Linked DNA regions of Homo sapiens: region 1 is linked to region 2. Evidence: read pairs that join two places in POLR2A ChIA-PET (ENCODE). Cell type or tissue: MCF 10A. All regions are shown on one strand. Each heading gives the region's core, and the rest is flanking DNA. Links, peaks and the distances in the headings are about the cores only. Region 1 has its middle 31 kb from the start of GRXCR2. Region 2 overlaps SH3RF2 (SH3 domain containing ring finger 2).

The links. Peaks named below come from ENCODE experiments on the same cell type or tissue, not always from the same donor. Only the 100,000 strongest peaks of a DNase experiment are listed, where the experiment ranks them.
Region 1: POLR2A ChIA-PET joins it to region 2 with 5 read pairs; 1 of 35 experiments calls an interaction of 5 or more read pairs at or near these places.

Annotation. Positions count from the first base shown.
Region 1 is chr5:145,901,375-145,905,772 of GRCh38, reverse strand. It overlaps a transcript of GRXCR2 not described here. Among named protein-coding and RNA genes, the nearest start is that of GRXCR2, 31 kb to the right of the region's middle. In MCF 10A, for the core only: a CTCF peak has its summit at 2,445; a DNase peak (open chromatin) is centred at 1,722.
Region 2 is chr5:146,025,597-146,029,994 of GRCh38, reverse strand. All of the region lies in intron 5 of SH3RF2 (SH3 domain containing ring finger 2), which reads right to left. All of the region lies in intron 1 of LOC107986458 (a long non-coding RNA gene), which reads left to right. Among named protein-coding and RNA genes, the nearest start is that of PLAC8L1, 78 kb to the left of the region's middle. RefSeq lists enhancers at 1,143-2,342, 2,364-3,157, 3,158-3,953. In MCF 10A, for the core only: no CTCF peak of the experiment used is centred there; a DNase peak (open chromatin) is centred at 1,984.

The DNA of each region.
Region 1 (4,398 bases), core at 128-4,127, 120 kb after region 2:
TCCTGAATGCATTTTGCCTCCTCTATGCATATAAAAGCCAACACACTCTTTATGTCTCAGGTTAAGTGCCACATTCTTGAAGATGTCCTCATTCCTCTCCTACCCCGTCCATGCAACTCGGAATTATTTATTCCCTCCATCTCTCTCCATAATACTTTATTTCCTCTCTTGAAGCAGCATTTTTGAAGGTGCCTTGGTTTAATGTTATATATGTAAATACCAATTTCCTCTATTGGACTCTAAATTCTTTGAGGGCTTAGGCATCCCCTCTACACCATACAGGCAGTTAAAATATATTGTGTACATAGTACATCTCTAATAAAAATGAATGAATAACAAACCAAATTGCCTTAAACTTACAGTTTCTCTCTTCGTCACTGTGGTATGTTTATTTGTATAGCACACATTTGGATTTATAAAGTGTTTTCAGGCCTTACATGTTATTTACTTTTCAGAACAGTATTACTGGGTATTATCTCTATTTTAAGGATAAAGAAACAGAATCTCTGATAAGCTAGGCAACTTTTGGGCTGCATAGCTGATAAGTGGTAAGGATAAGAATTGAATTCAGATCCAATATTGACTCTATATCAGTCAAGGGTATTTTGGTGACTGTGTAAGTACAAAAAGTAATTTATTGGTTGATTGGTGGTAGTCAAAGAACCATGCTTTTTGGTAATCACTCTCTTGGGTCGTTCCCTCCCTCAGTGGCTCTGAGCATGGATGTGTGACTTGTTTTGACCAGTAGGACTTTAGCCAGCATGATGTAAGCAGAAGCTGGATAAGTCACGGTGCATGCGGACTTGCTTGTTTGGACTGCTTCCTTTTGGACCTAGCTGTTACACCCTAAAAAGCCCAAGCCACGGAGGGGAGAAGAACCATGCGCCCTTCAAGAGCCCCAGTTAAGTCCTCAGCTGCTACCAGCACCAACAGAGCATGTGAGGCTCATCCCATCTGGAGGCAACTGGTCCAGCCTCTAGATGGCTGAAACTCCAGCTGCAGAACCATGAGAGGGAATACAATGATTGTCATTTAAAGTCATTAGGTTTTAGAGCAGTGTGATACTCAAAAATAGGTAACAGAAACATCAGGCCAGCATCTGACTTACTCTGTCCAACCCCGAACCAATCACTGTGGCTGTGACTGTGGGGTCTTCTGGCTCCTGCCAGGACCACACGGAGCAGGGGAAGAGATTCTCAAGGAAGGGGTATGAGGATTTGTGTGTGACAAATAAAACTGGTGGCTCCAGAGCCAAGTCCAGGCTGCAGGAAGGCAACCTACCTCCTCAGTGGGTTAGGAAGGTGTTCATCTCATTAAGGAACCGTAGATTGTCAGAGGTTAAAAACTTCAAGTCCAAGTCTTTCATTTTACAGATAGTAAAATTAAGGCCTAGGGAAAACCATTTCCAGGGGCAAGATCCCATCAACCATCAGGCCAGATCCGGGTTACTGTGGGCCCTACTCTGGATCTACCATCCCATGTTTCCTCAGCGATGCTGGTTCTCAGGAGAGGGTGGAGGTGGGGTGTGAGGATGTACGTGTGTGAACATTTGTGTGTTTCCTAGTGTCTGCCCTGGGGTGGGATTGAGGATCCTTGGCGTGAGGGATGTCATCCTCCCAGAGCTCTGTTTTCACTCCCTTCTGGGCAGAGATCCACATTCACACACAAATCTGGGGTTAGTCAGACCCCACTCAGCTCCAGTTAGGAGTCCTCCTCAGCCTTTCCCGACACAACTGATTGTTAAACCACTTCAGGGCATGTCTCTAAAGTGTTGTGAAATTTTCATCAGAGAGGAGTATTTACAGTCAACATTTGGGACCTCAGGCTTCATGTAACACCCTGCTTGGTGTGAATTTGTGGCTCTTTAGATAATTCAAAAGCAATTTTTGTGAAATTTCCCAGAACATTTTGTTTCCTCAGGCAAAAAATGACTTTCACTGCATCAGCAACAGTTGTGTGCCTGCTCCAGAAAAAGACAATCAATTGTGGCCTCTGACACATCAATAAATATTGGTAGAGGCCAGATTCTTTGTCTTCACTGTATCCATCGTTCTCTTCCTTCCCATAACCTCCACAGTTAGAGTTGTAGGATGTTCATCCTGATACAGAATTCAGAGTTTATTTACTCAAACCCATGATTTTAGAGATGAAGAAACAGAGGCCCAGAGATGGCTAGAGGTTTGTTTTAGTCACACAGTAATTCTCATGAACTAAGTTGGGATCTGAGCTCTTTTTTTTTTTTTGACTCTGAATCAAATCTTCTTTCCACAGCGCTGCAATGTTTTGGTGACTTCAGTGGCAGCTCTGATGAAGGATAGGGAGTAAGTTTTGGGGAAGACAGATAGGGAAGCAACTGAGTTTCAGAGGAAACTGCCTCTTAGCAGGGTGGCCCCAGAGAGTGAAGAGAATGATCTAGATTTCTCCAATAGAGACTGGGGACTGCACTACCTGTCTTCAGCCACTAGCAGGACACTTGGATATGACATCTTGAAGAAGTTTTTAAACAAGTCTCCATAGGAAACTAGCCGTGCTATGTCTCATTTTCTCAGGGCCCTGATATGTGTCTCTGAGATTCAGAGAGGTTAAGCACGTTACCCAAGATCACACAGCTAAAAGTTGATTTCAAAGCCTGTGACCTTTGCATTACCCTGTACTGTCTTTTAGGGGGCTAGGCACAATCTTTGCTGTCAATGCAACTGAAAGTATTTAGTCAGTGCTTATTTGTTCTAAGGCAAAAAATCATAGGGATATGTAGGAGTTGATTTTTATTTAAAAGCTGCATAATGCATCTGGTTGAGGATGTGAGCTCTATAAGGTTAGACTGTCTAAGTGCAAATCCAAGTTCAGTCGCTTATGCCTTTGTGACCTTGGGGGCGCACTCAAACCCCTCCAAGGTCTCCTTTTACTTCTTATCTATACAATGGACATAATTTTAGCATATGCCTTATAGTGTGGTCATGAGGGTAAAAGGGAGATAATGCTTACAAATCACTGAACATCATGCCTGACACTTAAATGCTCAAAAATGTTTGCTGTTATTTGATTTTGTAATGCACAGTGTAATTGGTGAGCAGGATGAATCAGGAAGGGAAAATGTAAAAGAGAAAAGACAACCTCTTCTTCATGTTTAACTTGGCGTCACTCACTGATTCCTTTGCATGTCTTGAGCACACATCTACCCCCTCTGGTTGGTTTGATTAGATCAGCTCAGTTCATTCATTCCAGAGGAGAGAGACAGGTGAAATTGTTTAGTGGGAAACCCAATCAGATGTGCACAAAGATGCATATAAGAGTATAGTTTTTGCAGAATTAGTCATAGTAGAGAAAACCCAGAGGTCATCTATATGTTAGTTTATAAAGAACTAGTTTGGCCGGGCACATTGGATCACATTCTATAATCTCAGCACTTTGGGAAATCAAGGCAGGAGAATCACTTGAGGCCAGGAGTTTGAGACCAGCCTGGAAAACATAGTGAGACACTGTATCTACAAAAAATAATGAATAAATAAAAATTAGACAGGTATGGTGGCATGCGCCTGTAGTCCTAGCTACTTGGGAGGCTGAGGTGGGAGGATTGCTTGAGTCAGAGTTCAAGGCTGCAGAGAGCTATAATCACAGCACTGCACTCCAGCCTGAGTGACAGAGCAAGACCCCATCTCTCTAAAAAAAAAGAAGACTGGTTATATCAGCTATGGTGTATCTCAGTAATGCAGCACAGTGCTTTCCACTGTTAGGACAAAAACCTCCGAATCATCTTCAAGTCTTTTCTTTTCTCACTCCCTCCATGAATACCATGAGTAAATCTTGTTGACTACCTGCAAAATATGTTTGGAATCTGCCTACTTCTCATTACCTCCACAGCTCCCTTCCTGATCTTGAGACACTGTCGTTTCTGCAGCAGATGTTTGCAATCATCTTCCACCTGGTTCCCCTGTATCCACTCTTGCCCCTTCCAGCTACAGTGGCATCCTTGCTGTTCCATGAACCTATTAGTTACATTCCCGCTACAGGGCCTTTGTTCTTACTGTTCCTGCTGCCTGAAACATTCTTCCCTCCATGTTCTCCTAGATCCCTCCCTCATCTACTCAAGGGTGCTTCTCAGTGAGACCTGCTCTATCCACCTCATTTTTAGTTGCAATTTACCCCACTCTGAGTTTAGTACTCCCAATCCCCTTTACCCTGCTCTGTTTTTATGATTTATTTAACATATTGTGTTTCCCTCCACTAGAATATAAGCTCCACAAATTCAAGAATCTCTGCATTTTTACCTCTGCTTTTGTTGTTTAGTGCTGTATTCCTAACACCTACCATTGTGTCAAGCACATAGTAGGTACCTAATAAATATTTTCTAAAAGTATAAATAAATGAATGAATTCTTTATAATGGGTTAGTAAACAA
Region 2 (4,398 bases), core at 255-4,254:
TACGTAACCAGTTTTTATTTCGCATTTAGTTGTGCAATTTTCCATCAGGGCTTGATTGTTTTGGGATGGGAAGAGAGGGAGAAGAATGGATATTACATATCCCAAAGCTTGTGCATTGAGATACAATAAATGGTTTTTTTCTTTGATGAAAGAAAATGGTCAATTTTCTTGGAGTTTTCTCTTTATCTTTCTTTTGTTTTCTTTTCTTAACACACTGTCATTTATCAAAAATAAAGTTCCTGAGGCATTCACAGAGGGTTGTGATATAGGGGCCCATATCTTGTTTTTCTATGAAAACAATGGAAGAACATGCCCCTTTTGTGCCCTCTGTAGAAACTCTTCCTTAGGAAGAAGGCCTGATTTTCAGCTTATGTGCAGAGAAAGCAAATAGCACAGAAGCTTGTTTGCTGAACAAATCCAGATGTACCCCGAGCCCAGCATGGCCCCCAGGGAGTGCCCAATAGAATGATATGGAATCACCGAGTCTCAGATGATGGGCCTATGTGGGGATGGCAAACACACGGCACATGCACCCATTTCCTACTCCTGGGCCCGCAACAGACATGGATAATTGATCCCTTTATTCCTTCCCACTGAGTCTGGTTGCTGTCCCAGAATCTCTCCTCAATCATCTCTGGGGACAATTGAGTTAGCATGTGAGATGCCCCACTACTCCCACTGCTTGGGCAGGGAAAGAGCATGGGCCCGGAAGACAGCCAGACCTGGGTTCTGACAAAAACTCTGAAATGCACTTGCTAACTGAACTAGATACTTAGCCTCTCTGAGTCTCAGTTCCTCCATCTAAAATGGAAAGAAGTAACAACGATTAACAATACTCACAGAGGATGTAAGACTGTGGCACTGGGTCTGTCACAAAATGAGTTCCTTTTTTTCTTGGAGCTGAGTGGGAATGGAAAGTGGGCCTGAATTATGTATTTATTGTGCCTTTGTTTATTGTTGTGGGGGTATGTTTCTCTGCACAATTTGTTTTTCTTTTCACTACATATGTATGTTTCTCTGCACAATATGTTTTTCCAACAATCCACTCAACGCACAGGTCCTTTCAGCTTCTCCAGCTAGGAGCGCGTTCGTGTTTTGGCGCATTTCCAGGGACAGGGCACAGGCAAGTCTCCCCATCCTACCTGTGGGAAGTGTCAGGTTTCCCCAAAGCCCTTCTATTCTCCCATGTGTTTGAGAAGAGTGGTCTGCTGGGGCTATTCAGAAAGGGCATCTTTTTCACACAGCCCTTGACTTAACTGCCCTTTATTCTGCATTTACTACAAGCCAGACCCTGTGCTACATTCTGCACATCAGCTGTTCTCAGCGGGAGGCAACTTTGACCCTGCGGAACATTTGGTAATGTCTGTTGTTGCCACAGGTGGGTGGGTGGTGGTGGTGGGTGCTACAGGCATCAGTGGGTAGGGGCCGGGGATGCCGCTAAAAACCCCACAATGCCCAGGGCGGCCGCCGCAACAATGATCTTGCTCAAAATGCCAATAGTGCTGAGGCTGAGAAAGCCTTCTGTATGCGAGTATCTCATTCATCTCCTAACAGGTCTGTGTGGAAGACGCTATTAATTTTCCCATTTGAGATGGTGAAACTGAGGTCTTGCAAGGTTGAGCCACTTGGCTGAGGCCACTGCACCATCAAGGTCTGTCTGTGCCCACATGTCTATACTACCCTCTTTGTTCCCAGAATGCTACCCTGTTACATTGCTTTTCCCTTTCTTTTGCCCTTCTGTTTTATTTTGCTTCTCTTGTCTTCCTTTCTTGTTGAATTATCTCTGTGTGTGTGTGTGTGTGTGTGTGTGTGTGTGTGTGTGTGTGTGTGTTGCAGGCCTCATTGGCCTTGGATATCAATGTCCCCTGCTCCCAGCTCCCAGAGCTATAGTGTCTACATTAAAATGTCTGAGGTACAGGCTAGGCCGCTCCCTTTTCCACCCGGGCAGGGTTGGGTCGTCTCAGTGACTCACCTGCCAGGATTAATTGGGCAAAACGATGATGTAAAGTTTAACCTCTTGCTGGAGAAATGCTGAATCAAGGAAGTAAGCAATGTTAATTATCGAACCTGCTTTAGTCACCAGAAACCAGACCGAGGACCTCGGGGAGGTTGGGCAGGGCTGAGGATCTAAGTACTGCAGAAGTCACTGTGCCCCAGGAGTACTGGCGCTTTCTGGAGTGACCTCAGTAGAAAGGCAACTGGGCTGCAGCGCTAAGGAGAGGTGTGTGCAGAACCTCAGCTCGCTTCCTTTTTTCACCTGGCTGACTGCTATCAGCTTCCAGGTTTTCACCTGAAGATCACTTCTTCCAGGCAGGCTTCTCTGACTTTCTAGACTAGGTGGACCCTCCATTACATACTCCCTTCATCTCCCATAATTGAACCTCACTAGCACTTTGCACGCTTAATACCTTGTAATCAAGTATGTTAATAATTTGTTTAGTTTTTGTCTTCCCTGCTAGCTTGGAGGTTCCATGGCTGTAGCAACCATGTCTGTCTTGTTCACTGTATCACCTGTGCCCAGCTCAGTGCCTGGTGGGCATTCGACAACTCTGTTGACTGGTTCACTGACAGGCTGTGAGGGGCTTTGGCAACTAGGATTCACAATGGGCTTTGGACGCTTGCCAGGTGAGGACAGCATTCCCAGAAAAAACTGCGAGGTGTGTATAGGAAATGGTGGACAGATGACTGGCTCTGCCTCAGTCTCTATCTTTGACTTTTTTATCCAAAGTCTTTTTTTTCCTGCATTCATTTTTGGCTTCTCTCACATGGGTTCACACGGAATTACAGTATGAACTAAGCAAGTGCAATTGTCCCAAGAGTCACACTCCTTCCCTAATTCTGGAATTGTCACTGCTTATCAAGAAAGCAAAGGGGCTTTTGGAAGCCTTTGCACTTCAAAGCAGGCTCCAACAGATCATCTCTGAAGCATGTGGCTGATCAAGCTCATTCTCAGTAGGGCCTGTTTGTATAGGCTGGCCCTGGGGCAGTGGGGATGGGAGATGGTTTTAGCTTCCTGGCTTGACCCAATGATAATAATAACAACAGAGTGAACATTTATTGAGCCATTTACCACTCCTAAACCCTGGCCATTATCTCATGTATAAGCATTGCCTTGTTTTATCCTCGCAGCCATCTTATGAAAATTACCATCATTAGTCCCATTTTACAGATATAAAAACTGAGGCTCAGACGGAGTAAAGTATCTTGCCCAAGGTTATACTGTTTGGTAAGAAGCAGTGTGAGTTCCGTCCTAGATCTAGCTGACCCCAAAGCCCATATTTTTATTTCCTTACTATACTGCCTGTGCTGAGAAGCTCTTTGCCTCAGAGAATAGCTCTACCCAATACCTGCGGGGCCTGACAAAACTTTGCACCAGACAGAAAGAAAACAGGTCTGTTGTGTAAATGTGTGCTCCCGCAGAAGACAGGAAGAATCACAACAATAACCATGATTCATTAAATAATAGAAACAGCTCTTTCCCTGTGTTACCTATCTTCAGAGTGTGCTGTTAGCCAATTAACGCACATAATACTCTGCCAAGCCACTTTTGTCATTCCAATGAGAAAACTGGGACCCAGACAGGCAAAACCCTTTGTCCAGGGCTATACAGTTAACTGTGGGAGTGCTAGGATCACATTCTTTGAGGCCTCGCTCGTGATGTATCTATCACCTTTCTTGTGCAAATAAAGGTTACTGCCACCTGGGACTATGTGGCTCAAAGATGTTATATATTGTAGGGACTATTAGTTATATTTTAAATTATAATTCATGTGTTTATTTAATTTTTGGGGGAAGACCTTGAGTCTGTTAAGGAAGTACCTTTTCCTGCCAGTGTTTTACATATAAGAGGCAAGATCACCCCCTCCTCCATATCTGTTAGTAGTTGTGAAAAACTATACCTTAAAACATTCAGATTGGAATGATCATTTAGATTTTAAAACGTTTGGCCCATTCCCTGTGTTAATTCAGGGTTCTCCCCAGTCACACAAATGACAGATTCTAAAAGCTCCCCTTGGAGGAAAGAGGGGGAAGGTAATAGCAATGGCTGCAGCTTGAGTTATTGCTACCATTGCCAAGACCCTGCATGGAAGGAGTTATCCCAGTTTGCAGATGAGTACACTGAGGCTTATTGGGGTTAGATACTTAATTTCAATGTCATTTAGTTACCAGATGGCAAAGCCATGACAAGAAGCTTTGCCTGACTCAAAACCTTTTTGTTTGTACTAAGCTACCTTCCTCTGTAGAATAAATACAAACCAAACCAAACACAATAAAAACAACAACAGAATCCATAGATTCCACTTCAGCATTGGCAGTATTTAGTTTCCAGCAGTCTATGCGGTAGGAGAGATTTCTCATTGTACTTCCTTAAATCCTTCATGTTTTGATTTATGTTCC